Linked DNA regions of Homo sapiens: region 1 is linked to region 2. Evidence: chromatin contacts called from ENCODE Hi-C or POLR2A ChIA-PET data. All regions are on one chromosome and are shown on one strand. The core of a region is the stretch at or near the end of the contact, and the rest is flanking DNA. Distances in the headings are between cores, read along the strand shown.

The links. A loop is a pair of places that touch in the nucleus more often than their neighbours do. ChIA-PET counts read pairs that join two places held with the same protein, here RNA polymerase II (POLR2A). Pooled maps may share reads with other maps.
Region 1: a pooled map shows a loop between it and region 2 (2.7-fold over the local background). The contact joins two enhancer-like sites. A Hi-C loop is called at or near these places in 1 of 168 maps with a recorded cell type or tissue (aorta), 1 of 37 single-sample maps with no recorded cell type and 5 of 50 pooled maps. POLR2A ChIA-PET finds 5 or more read pairs at or near these places in 8 of 52 experiments (AG04449, CD4-positive, alpha-beta T cell, OCI-LY7 and 5 more).

What each region holds. Positions count from the first base shown.
Region 1 is chr7:77,883,828-77,889,235 of GRCh38, forward strand. All of the region lies in intron 2 of PHTF2 (putative homeodomain transcription factor 2), which reads left to right. Among named protein-coding and RNA genes, the nearest start is that of PHTF2, 88 kb to the left of the region's middle. Within about 2 kb of position 3,949, at least 2 of the 41 ENCODE cell types and tissues checked have a DNase peak (open chromatin) inside an H3K27ac peak, as active enhancers do.
Region 2 is chr7:77,831,549-77,836,553 of GRCh38, forward strand. All of the region lies in intron 1 of PHTF2 (putative homeodomain transcription factor 2), which reads left to right. Among named protein-coding and RNA genes, the nearest start is that of PHTF2, 35 kb to the left of the region's middle. RefSeq lists an enhancer at 3,369-3,869. Within about 2 kb of position 2,808, at least 9 of the 41 ENCODE cell types and tissues checked have a DNase peak (open chromatin) inside an H3K27ac peak, as active enhancers do.

The DNA of each region.
Region 1 (5,408 bases), core at 2,699-5,198, 53 kb after region 2:
ATATTGTCATAATTAAATATTGTTCAGCTTTAGCAATTTAAAAGTGAAATAATTGAAGCCTAGAGAGATTAAGATTTGCCAAGAAAGAAAAGAACTAATATTTTTACAGTGCACCAACTATATACAAGACTATCTTTTTACATTTCAGTTCTGTGAAATGTGTTTTATTGTCCCCATTATACGGAGGTTGAGAGGTCAAGTACCTTGTCCATGTCCATGAGGCTCTAGTTATGGTGGAGGTAGGATAAAAATCCAGGTATCTTAAACAGTCCAGGGTCTTTTCCATTTGTATCAGCAAATATTAAAAGCTGGGGAAAACAAAGTGTTAAAATCCAGCACTCCAAATATGACAAAGTGTATTTTCTTTTCCTTGTTTTCTCTGAGAATTTGTCTTTTTAAAATTAAAAAAGAAAATTTTCAGTAGCTTTTGGGGCACAAGTGGTTTTTGGTTACATGATGAATTATATAGTGATGAAGTCTGAGATTTCATTGTACCTGTTACCTGAGTAGTGTACCTTGTACCCAGTATGTAGTTTTTTATCCCTCATCTCCCCTTCCCACCCTACCCCTTCTGAGTCTCCATAGTCCATTATATCACTCTCTATGCCTTTGTGTACTACCCATAGCTTAGCTCCCACTTATAAGTGAGAACTTATGGTATTTGATTTTCCATTCCTGAGTTGACAAAGTGTATTTTCTGACTGATAACATTTATTTTTTTAAAAAGACTCAAAAAATTATCTTTGGTTGTACAGCTATTAAATCACTATTAAAATATGGAATGTTGGGCTGGGCGCAGTGGCTTACCCCTGTAATTTCAGCACTCTGGTAGGCCGAGGCAGGTGGATCACTTGAGGTCAGGAGTTCGAGACCAGCCTGACCAATATGGTCAAACCCCGTCTTTACCAAAAATGTTAAAAAATTAGCCGGATGTGGTGGTGGGCACCTGTAGTCCCAGTTACTCGGGAGGCTGAGGCAGGAGAATCGCTTGAACCTGGGAGGCAGAGATTGCAGTGAGCCAAGATCGTGCCACTGCACTCCAGCCTGGGTGACAAAGCGAGACTTCGTCTCAAAATAAATAAATAAATAAATAAATAAAAATATGGGATGTTTGCATTAGGTATAAAAGCAACATAAACTTTGCCTATTAACATCTTATGATTGATGATGCATACACCAAAAAAAGTAATGTTTTTAGAATATCAATTTAGAGATGGAAAGAGTCACCAAGGGCTTGTGCATCTACTTTTTTTAAAATTTTTTTTTGTTTTAAAGAGGTTATCTCGAGATTTTGTTGTTGTTGTTACCTAGGCTGGAGTGCAATGGTGCAATCATAGCTTACCGTAGCCTCGAACTCCTGGGCTCAATAAATCCTTGCCCCTCAGCCTCCCAAGTAGCTAGGACTACAGACACATGCTGCTGTACCTGGCTGATTTTTAATTTTTTTAAATAGAGATGAGGGTCTCACTGTGTTGTCCAGGCCAGTCTTGAACTCCTGGTCTCAAGTGATCCTCCTGCCTTGGCCTTGCCTTGCAAGGTGCTCATATTATAGGCATGAGCCACCAAGCCCAGCCCTATCTCAAGACATTCTGTAATCTCTTGCCTTGAGGGTATTATTGTTATACTTTTTTTTTTGACATGGAGTCTTGCTCTGTCACCCAGGCTAGAGTGCGGTGGTGGGATCTTGGCTCACTGCAACCTCCGCCTCCCAGGTTCAAGTGATTCTCCTGCCTCAGCCTCCTGAGTAGCTGGAACTACAGGCGCCCACCACCACACCCAGCTATTTTTTGTATTCTTAGTAGAGATAGGGTTTCACCATGTTGGCCAGGCTAGTCTGGAGCTCCTGACCTCAGGTGATCTGCCTGCCTCGGCCTCCCAAAGTGCTAGGATTACAGATGTGAGCCACTGTGCCTAGCCTTATTGTTATACTTTTAACAGATACTCTTGCTGACAAAATTAGACAGCATTTATCCTGGCACATGATTGGCCTCTGATGTTTGTTGCATGGGGTTCATCTAGGAATAAATTTGGGCTCTGTGTTTTCTTTTTTGTATGGCATTTAGTGTTTGTGAGAATTAATAGCTTGCTTTTCAGAGTTTCTTAAATGAGATTCAGAGAAAAGAAACTAAACATGGTGGTAGGAAAAATTAGGGCTTTGACATACAGTATTATGATGTATCTGTTCATTAGTTAAGGAAACTAGGTGCTTTAAATATGTTTGCAAATCTGGGTCTCTTTTTGCCTTGCTTATTTTTATTTGAGAATTCTTAATCTTTTATCTAAGCACTCAGTCTAATTAAACTATTGATAACTACCTTTTTGAAGCAAGACACCTTGTCTTTGGCCTCTTGATACCTGAGCCACTGCTGTTCTGAATGTGATAACCTAGGGGTAATTAGATAGCCGAAGAGTAGCTTTTCAAATTGTTTTTCAAAGATACTTCTTTTCTAAAATTCCTAAGTGATACGTTTCTCATTTCACCATCTAATTATCTAGGTTTTAACATTTGTATTTTTGATACCATCATATTCATAAGAAAGTTGTTTCATAGGAGCCAGAGCTGACCTTGGCAGATACCTAGACAAAGGCAGTCTTTTTCTCTACCTACCAATCCTCCCGTTTCTTTACGCTTTTCTTTCCTTCCCAGTTTTCCCTTCCTCCATTTCCCCCTTTCCCTTTTCTTCCTGTTTCCCATTTTGTTTGTCTCAGTGTATAGAAACATATAAAATTAGAGTAATGGTAGGAGGAGGTACATGATTCTCTATAAAGTTCCTATTCAGTGATAGTAACTTTACTAGTTACTATGGAATATATTAGTTTCTAAGATAGCTAGTTCAAATTACTTTGGAATCCAATAGACCTGGGTTCGAATCCTGGTTTATAAAAGTAGTACATCTCCATTGTGGTGAGGGGCAGGGGAGGAAGTGATACAGTGGCTGGGCGCAGTGGCTCACACCCGTAATCCCAGCACTTTGGGAGGCTGAGGTGGGTGGATTGCTTGAGCCCAAGAGTTCAAGGCCACATAGGGAGCAACATAAGGAGCTGTCACCTCTACAAGACATAAAAATTTAGCTGAGCAAGGTGGGGGTGCACCTGTGGTCCCAGGTGCTCAGGAGGCTGAGGTGGGAGGATTGATTGAGCCTGGGAGATCAAGGTTGCAGTGAGCCAAGATCATGCTACTACACTCCAGTCTGGGTGACAGAGTGAGACCCTGTCTTTAAAAAAAAAAAAAAAAGTGATACAGTAACAATGAATATAAGGCAGAAAGGAAAAGTGCTGTTGTCTTTGGTACTTCTCAGAGGTAATCATTATTAATGATTTTCATGTATCCTTCTAAATATCTGGTGTATATATTTACATATATTTAATATAGCATATTAGCTATGTTAATTTCAGTTTTTACAGCATGTATAAAGTGTTCATTTTCCTGTTAGAACAGTCTTCAGTAGGTCAGAAAGCATCTAAAGAATATTCATTTAGTTGAATTTTCATCTGTTTGATATTACTAAATTCCAGTATCTCAATTTCTTTTTTTTTTTCCTTTTGACTCTTACCCTTCTTACTGCTTTCAGGTTGCTGTTCCATAATTATTGTTGTTGTTTTTTTTTAAATCAGTTTTGACCTCTGTAATGGCTCAAACTTTAGATGAGAAAACATACTAGAAGTGGAGATGACAGAAAATGATGTTTGTATCTTAAGACTTCAGTCTTCTCAGGGAAGTAGTAACTGGCTAGACATTCTTCCAGGAATGGTGATGGTCACAGTAATTAGGAATTAAAGCTTGTGGGAAGAAAATCTTTAATTGACCTTGTTGTCATTAAGAAGAAGGAGTTATTCTAAGGCATTGGTATAGGATTGCCAGACATGTTACCAAAGATACAGGATGAGTTTGTAGATGACAAAGTGCTTGGTCATCTGGAACCAGGAATGGAAAAGCTGACTGTAGGTCAGCTCTGGGAATGAGTGCACCAGAGGCTTAAGCTATTCAGGGCGTCTCTGGGAGTAATAACAAGAACCTTGATAAAGTTGCTTACCATAGCCAAGCACCAGAGAAAGGACTTCACATTCTCACAATATACAAAACTATTGGCTACAGAATATAAATCAGGATTTCAGAGTCTCCTCTTACATGATGGAACAATGTTTTTCCCTCCTTGAAACAGATCATTACTTATGAAGAATATGGTTGGATATCTATACCATTACTTGTACGTTAATTACCTTGGTATATCTCTCTCTGTGTATCTATCAACAAAACATTATTTGAGTATATATCCTTTCAAAATGTTAGGTACTTTTTTTTTTGAGACGGAGTTTCACTCTTGTAGCCCAGGCTGGAGTGCAATGGTGCATCTTGGCTTACCGCAACTTCCTCCTCCCGGGTTCAAGTGATTCTCCTGCCTCAGCCTCCCAAGTAGCTGGGATTACAGGCGTGCGCCACCACGCCCAGCTAATTTTTTGTATTTTTAGTAGAGACGGGGTTTCACCATGTTGGCCAGGCTGGTCTGAATGGTCTGACCTCAAGTGATCTACCCACCTCTGCATCCCAAAGTGCTGGGATTACGGGCATGAGCCGCTGCGCCCGGCCTAGAATGTTAGGTACTTTTAAAGAAACCTCTTTTCTGTGAACCTATGGATTATGTTGAATAGGCCCTTTTCTAAACACACAAACACTGGAGGCATTGGGGGAGGGAGGAGAAAAAGAACAGTTAGGAGGTATCAAAAATTTCGAAGTCGTCAAAATATTACATAGTATTTATTTCTCAATTGAAGACATACCATCTTATTAAAATCACTGTACCATTAGACAAATGTTACCACTGATCTTCTTTTAATCTTTTGTATGCCATTTTTAAAAAAGTAGTTATTTTCTTCCTGAGTTTTCTTTCACAGAGAACTATAATTGAACTTGGCCTTGCGATTTAATTTTATGTAGAAGAAATTTGTTAAAAACCACCTGTCAAACTTATGTGACTCAATCAAGTCTGCCAAGTCTCTCTGAGCAACAGACTGAGACCCTGTCTCAACAAATTAAAAAAAAAAATAAGAGGGATACAGTAACAATAATATAAAGCAGAAGGGGAAAGTGCATTATTCGTGTTTAGAGGTAAAATGGAAAATGTGTGTTAATGGAAATATCTGTTAGGGGTAAAATATAAATGTTGGAAATGGTTTGGGTATATTTGTGTGTTAGAGGTAAAATAGTTGGAAAACCTGTCCCGTTATTTTTTAACTTTGGTAGCACAGCTCTGCAAATTATTCTTTATCCATGACCCTAAGTCTTGAGAAGATGGTTATTCTCTTTCCTAGTCCTAAGTGTCACTTCTTTTCTTGCCCTATAATGATTGACAGTAGAATTATGTTTCATTCAGGGAAGAGCTTGACTCCAGCCACAGGGGGTCTGATCT
Region 2 (5,005 bases), core at 1,558-4,057:
CAAGTCTACTGACGTTGACAACAAGGCAGTAATGCTTGTTTTTGTGTGATACACTTCTCAGGAGGACGTGCATGAGGGTATGTTATGTGCCCTTTTGTTGCCAACCAATACCACAGCTGTAGAACTGATTTGGTAATTTTGTGTTGGTATATGCATGAACAGAGCACGGCTGCCATGACTGGACAGCTTTCTGGTTTCACTACTTGGGTCAAAGAGGTTGCTTCTGAATGCGAGTCTACGCACTGTGTCATCCGTAGAGAAATGCTGGCTAGGCACAAAATGTCACCGAAACTTAACCAACATTTTGCAGGATGTGATTAAAATTATCCACATTAAAGTACGTGCCCTTAGTTTATGTCTGTCTGTGCAGCTCTGTGAGGAAATGGATGCAGAGCACACACAGCTTCTCTTATATGCAGAAGTAAGATGGCTTTCTAAGGTAGATCACTGGCCAGAGGTTTTGAGTTACAAGGTCTCTCCAGAGATTTTTTTTTTTTTTTTAGAAAAATAGTTATCACTGGTAGCACATTTCAGTGATGCAGAATGGGTCACAAAACTTGCTTACTTGTGTGACATATTCAACCTGCTCAAAGAACTCAGCTTGTCACTTCAGGGGAGAATGACAAATGTGTTCGAGTCAGTAGATAAAGTGGCTGCATTCAAAGCCAAACTGGAATTGAGTGAACATTGAGGGATTTTTTTTGACATGCTTCAAACATTAACAGAGATTTTTAAAGAGACTCAGCCAGGACCTTCTTTCTCCCAGCTGGTGCATGATCACCTATCTCAGCTTTCAAAAGAGTTTGAGCATTACTTCCCAACCACAGAAGACCCCCGAACTGGGAAGTAATGGATCCACAAGCTGTTTGTGAATAAGCCAGCTGTATCGACTTTGTCCGTGCTAGAAGAGGATCAACTGCTTAAGGTCACAAATGATGGTGGCCTTAAAAGTATGTTTGAGACAACTTCAAATCTCCATACATTCTGGATTAAAGTCAAGGCGGACTATCCTGAGATTGCCACAAAACACTGAAAAGTCTGTTTCCATTTCTAACATCGTATCTTTGTGAAGCAGGGTTTTCTGTAGTATAGTTAACAGCAACCAAAATGAGATTATGGAATAGACTGGACATAAACAATACACTTTGGGTGTCACTGTCTTCCATCATCCCCAGATGGGACCATCTAGTTGCAGGAAAACAAGCTCAGGGCTCCCACTGATTCTATGTTATGGTGAGTTGTATAATTATTTCATTATATATTATAATGTAATAATAATAGAAATAAAGTATACAATAAATGTAATGCTCTCGAATCATCCCAAAACCATCCCCCCTACCCTGGCCATGGAAAAATTGTCTTCCACAAAACCAGTCCCTGGTGCTAAAAAAGGTTGGGGACTGCTGCAAGTAAGAGATAGATAATAACTAATAATAAAATAGGACAATCGTAACAGTATACTCTAATGAAAAGTTATGGAATTTGGTCTCTGTCTCCAAATATTTTACTGTACTGCAGTTACTGCAGTAACTGAAATGTGGAAAGCAAAGCCTTGGATAAAGGGAGTGCTACTCTAAGGGGAACACAGAACAGGATGAGAAATATTAAATGGAAGAATTTGGGAGAAACTTATGGAGAAAGTGGAATTTTGGAAGTCTTGTCAAAATCTTCCTTGTTTTAGAAAGAGAAGTGTTAATTTTGGCACAGAGGTAGAAAAATGTTGAAAGTATGGGATGGTTGAAACAAGACATATGAGAAGATGATGAGCAATAATGTTGGACAATTAAGGTCAGATTGTAGAGAGTCTAAATACTTGTGGATTTTATTTTGTAAGCAGCAGAGAATGATACAAGGTTGTTGGAATGGAATAATAATATGAGAGTCTGAGGAGATTTATAAAAACTACCTTTAAAAAATTAAAAGCTCTTTAGGGCCAAGCGCAGTGGCTCACACCTGTAATCCCAGCACTTGGGGAGGCTGAGGTAAGAAGATTGCTGAAGACAGCAGTTCAAGACCAGCCTGGGCAGCATAATGAGACTCCATCTCTCTCTACAAAAGATTTAAAAAATAGCCTAGTTTGGTGGCATGCAACTTTTTGTGTGATATACTTCTCAGCAGGATGTGCATGAGGATATGTTATGTGCCCTTTTGTTGCTGAGTCTAGCTACTTGGGAAGCTAAGGCAGGACAGTCACCTGAGCCCAGGAGTTTGATGTTACAGTGAGCTATGATCAAGCCACTGCACTTCAGTCTGGGTGACAGTGAGACCCTATCTCTAAAAATAAATTAAATAAGATATTTTTTATTTAGTTTAACAGTTTCTACTATGTTAAATTCCATATATGTAACACTAATTTAAGTAGTAATATTAATGTTTTTGGGTGTGTTAGAATTCAGAGAAACTTCTGTACATTATTGGAATTGGTGACCTGAAAGGAAGAAGCTGGAGCAAAATTAATACAATTAGAGGGTTTATTTGAATCAAGCTTGAGGATTGCAACTGGGAGCACAGATTTGAGTTGCTCTGAATATACCCTCTGATTAGCAGCAGTTAAAAGTGCATTTTTCCAGCCTGGACAACATAGCCAGACCTCGTGTCTGCTAAAATTAAAAAAAATTAGCCAGGCATCATGGTACATGCCTATAGTCACAGCTATTTTGGGGGCTGAGGCAGAAGGATCACTTGAGCTGGGAAGTCGAAGCTGCCGTGAGCCCTGATCGTGCCACTGCACTCCAGCCCGGGCAACTGAGTGAGACCTTGTCTCAAAAAAAAAAAAAAAAAAAAAAATTTTAAACGGAAGGAAGAAGCAGTTCCTGAGTTGTTTACTGAGAATTTATGTTAAAATAACATAAACTGTTGATTGGCTATACATTGTTCTTTGTATCACAAATTCCAGAAACATGAAGATAAATGAGTGAGGCAGCTAGTCAGGAAGAAAATGACTTTAAACAGTTGCCCCCAGGCTTGGGTGTAGGGGCTTGACTCAAGTCCTATACTCACGTGTCTGTGCTTGCCTACCTCACATGGCTCAGACTGCTCGGAGCTCTTTTTCTTTTCACACAATTGTTATTTAACCTTTATTGAGTTGTGGAATATCTGGCTAGATGGCACTTGGGGAAAACTGAGGTCCAGAGAACTCAGTAACTTATTCAAGAGCACACAGCTCTTAGTATCAGAACTTGGATCTAGAACCCAATTATCTTGATGCTTAGTCATTGCTTTTTATCTGCTGTACTTCCTGTACCATATATTACAGTGTACTGAGTACTTAGAGACAAAGAATGTTGCCACATTTTTTCCTTAAGAGTGTTTACATATGACCAAGTGACCTGTGTGGCCACATACTGCTTTACATTTCTATTTAAATTACAGATTTTTGAGCATATGTTGGTGCTAGAAGAGAGACATTAAGCTTCAGCATTTTTTAGTCCAAAGGAAAGCTGGCCGGGTGCGGTGGCTCATGCCTGTAATTCCAGCACTTTTGGAGGCCGAGGCGGGCGGATCACCTGAGGTCAGGAGTTCGAGACCAGCCTGGCCAACAGGGTGAAACCCTGTCTCTACTAAAAATACCAAAAATTAGCCAGGCGTGGTGGTGGGCGCCTGTAGTCCTAGCTACTGAGGAGGCTGAGACAGGAGAATTGCTTGAACCTGGGAGGCGGAGGTTGCAGTGAGCCGAGATCACACCATTGCACTCCAGCCTGGGCAACAAGAGCAAAACTCCGTCTCAAAAAAAAAAAAAACAAGAAAAAAAAAAGAAAGCTTCATCTTGGAGGAAGTAGGATTTGAGCTGATTTAGAAGGATGTATGAGTGGAGAAAAGAATGGAATAGGAATAATAATAACACACGCAAAGTGTCAGGGGTGGAAATACATTGTTTTCTGAGCCTAGTGAGAGTCATGCCAGAACAGACAAATTTGTTTCAGAATAATGAGAGATGTACATGGTAACATTTATGTAGTATTTGATAGAATTTCTGTAACATGGGGATTGGTTAAAAATCTGACAATGTGGGAGACCATATTTGTACAAAGAATACTCATAGGCATTATTATACTGTTGACCCTTGAACAATTGGGGTTAGGGATACTGACCCCTGTGCTGTGGAAAATTTGGCTGTAACTTTTGAATCCCCCAAAATTTAACTACTAATAGCCTACTGTTGACAGGAAGTCTTACTAATAACATAAACAGATAACACATATTTTATATGTTATATGTTTATATACTGTATAATTACAATAAAGTAAGCTAGAGAAAAAGTGTTATTAAATTGTAAAGAAGAGAAAATAGGCCGGGCACAGTGGCTCACACCTGTAATACCAGCACTTTGGGAGGCTGAGACGGGAGGATCACCTGAGGTCCGGAGTTTGAGACCAACCTGACCAACATGGAGAAACCCTGTCTCTACTAAAATTACAAATTAGCCGGGTGTAGTGGCGCATTCCTGTATTCCCAGCTACTCGGGAGGTTGAGGCAGGAGAATCGCTTGAACCCTGGAGGCAGAGGTTGCGGTGAGCTGAGATCACGCCATTGCACTCCAGCCTGGGTAACAAGAGCGAAAACTCCATCTCAAAAAAAAAAAAAAAAAAAGAAGAGGAAGAAGAAGAGAAAATACATTTACTATTCTTTAAGTGGAAGTGGATCATGATAAAGGTCTTCATCCTTGTCATCTTCACACTGAATAGGTTGAAGAAGAGGAGGGGTTGGTTTTCCCTTCCTGGATAGCAGAGGCAGAAGAGGTAAAGGAGGTGAAAGGGGAGGCAGGAGTATCAGGCACACTTGGTATAACTTTTATTGAAAAAATCCACATGTAAGCGGACCAGCGCAGCTTACCCACCATGTTGTTCAACTGTATTTGATTGAGATTCCGTAAAGGCAGACTTAACATACCATCTCTTCTGTACTCATCTTTTCCCACCACCCTGGTCTTTGGCATTTTGTGTGGAAATCAATACAGCAAATAAAGACACATGCACACATATGTTTATTGTGGCACTGTTCACAA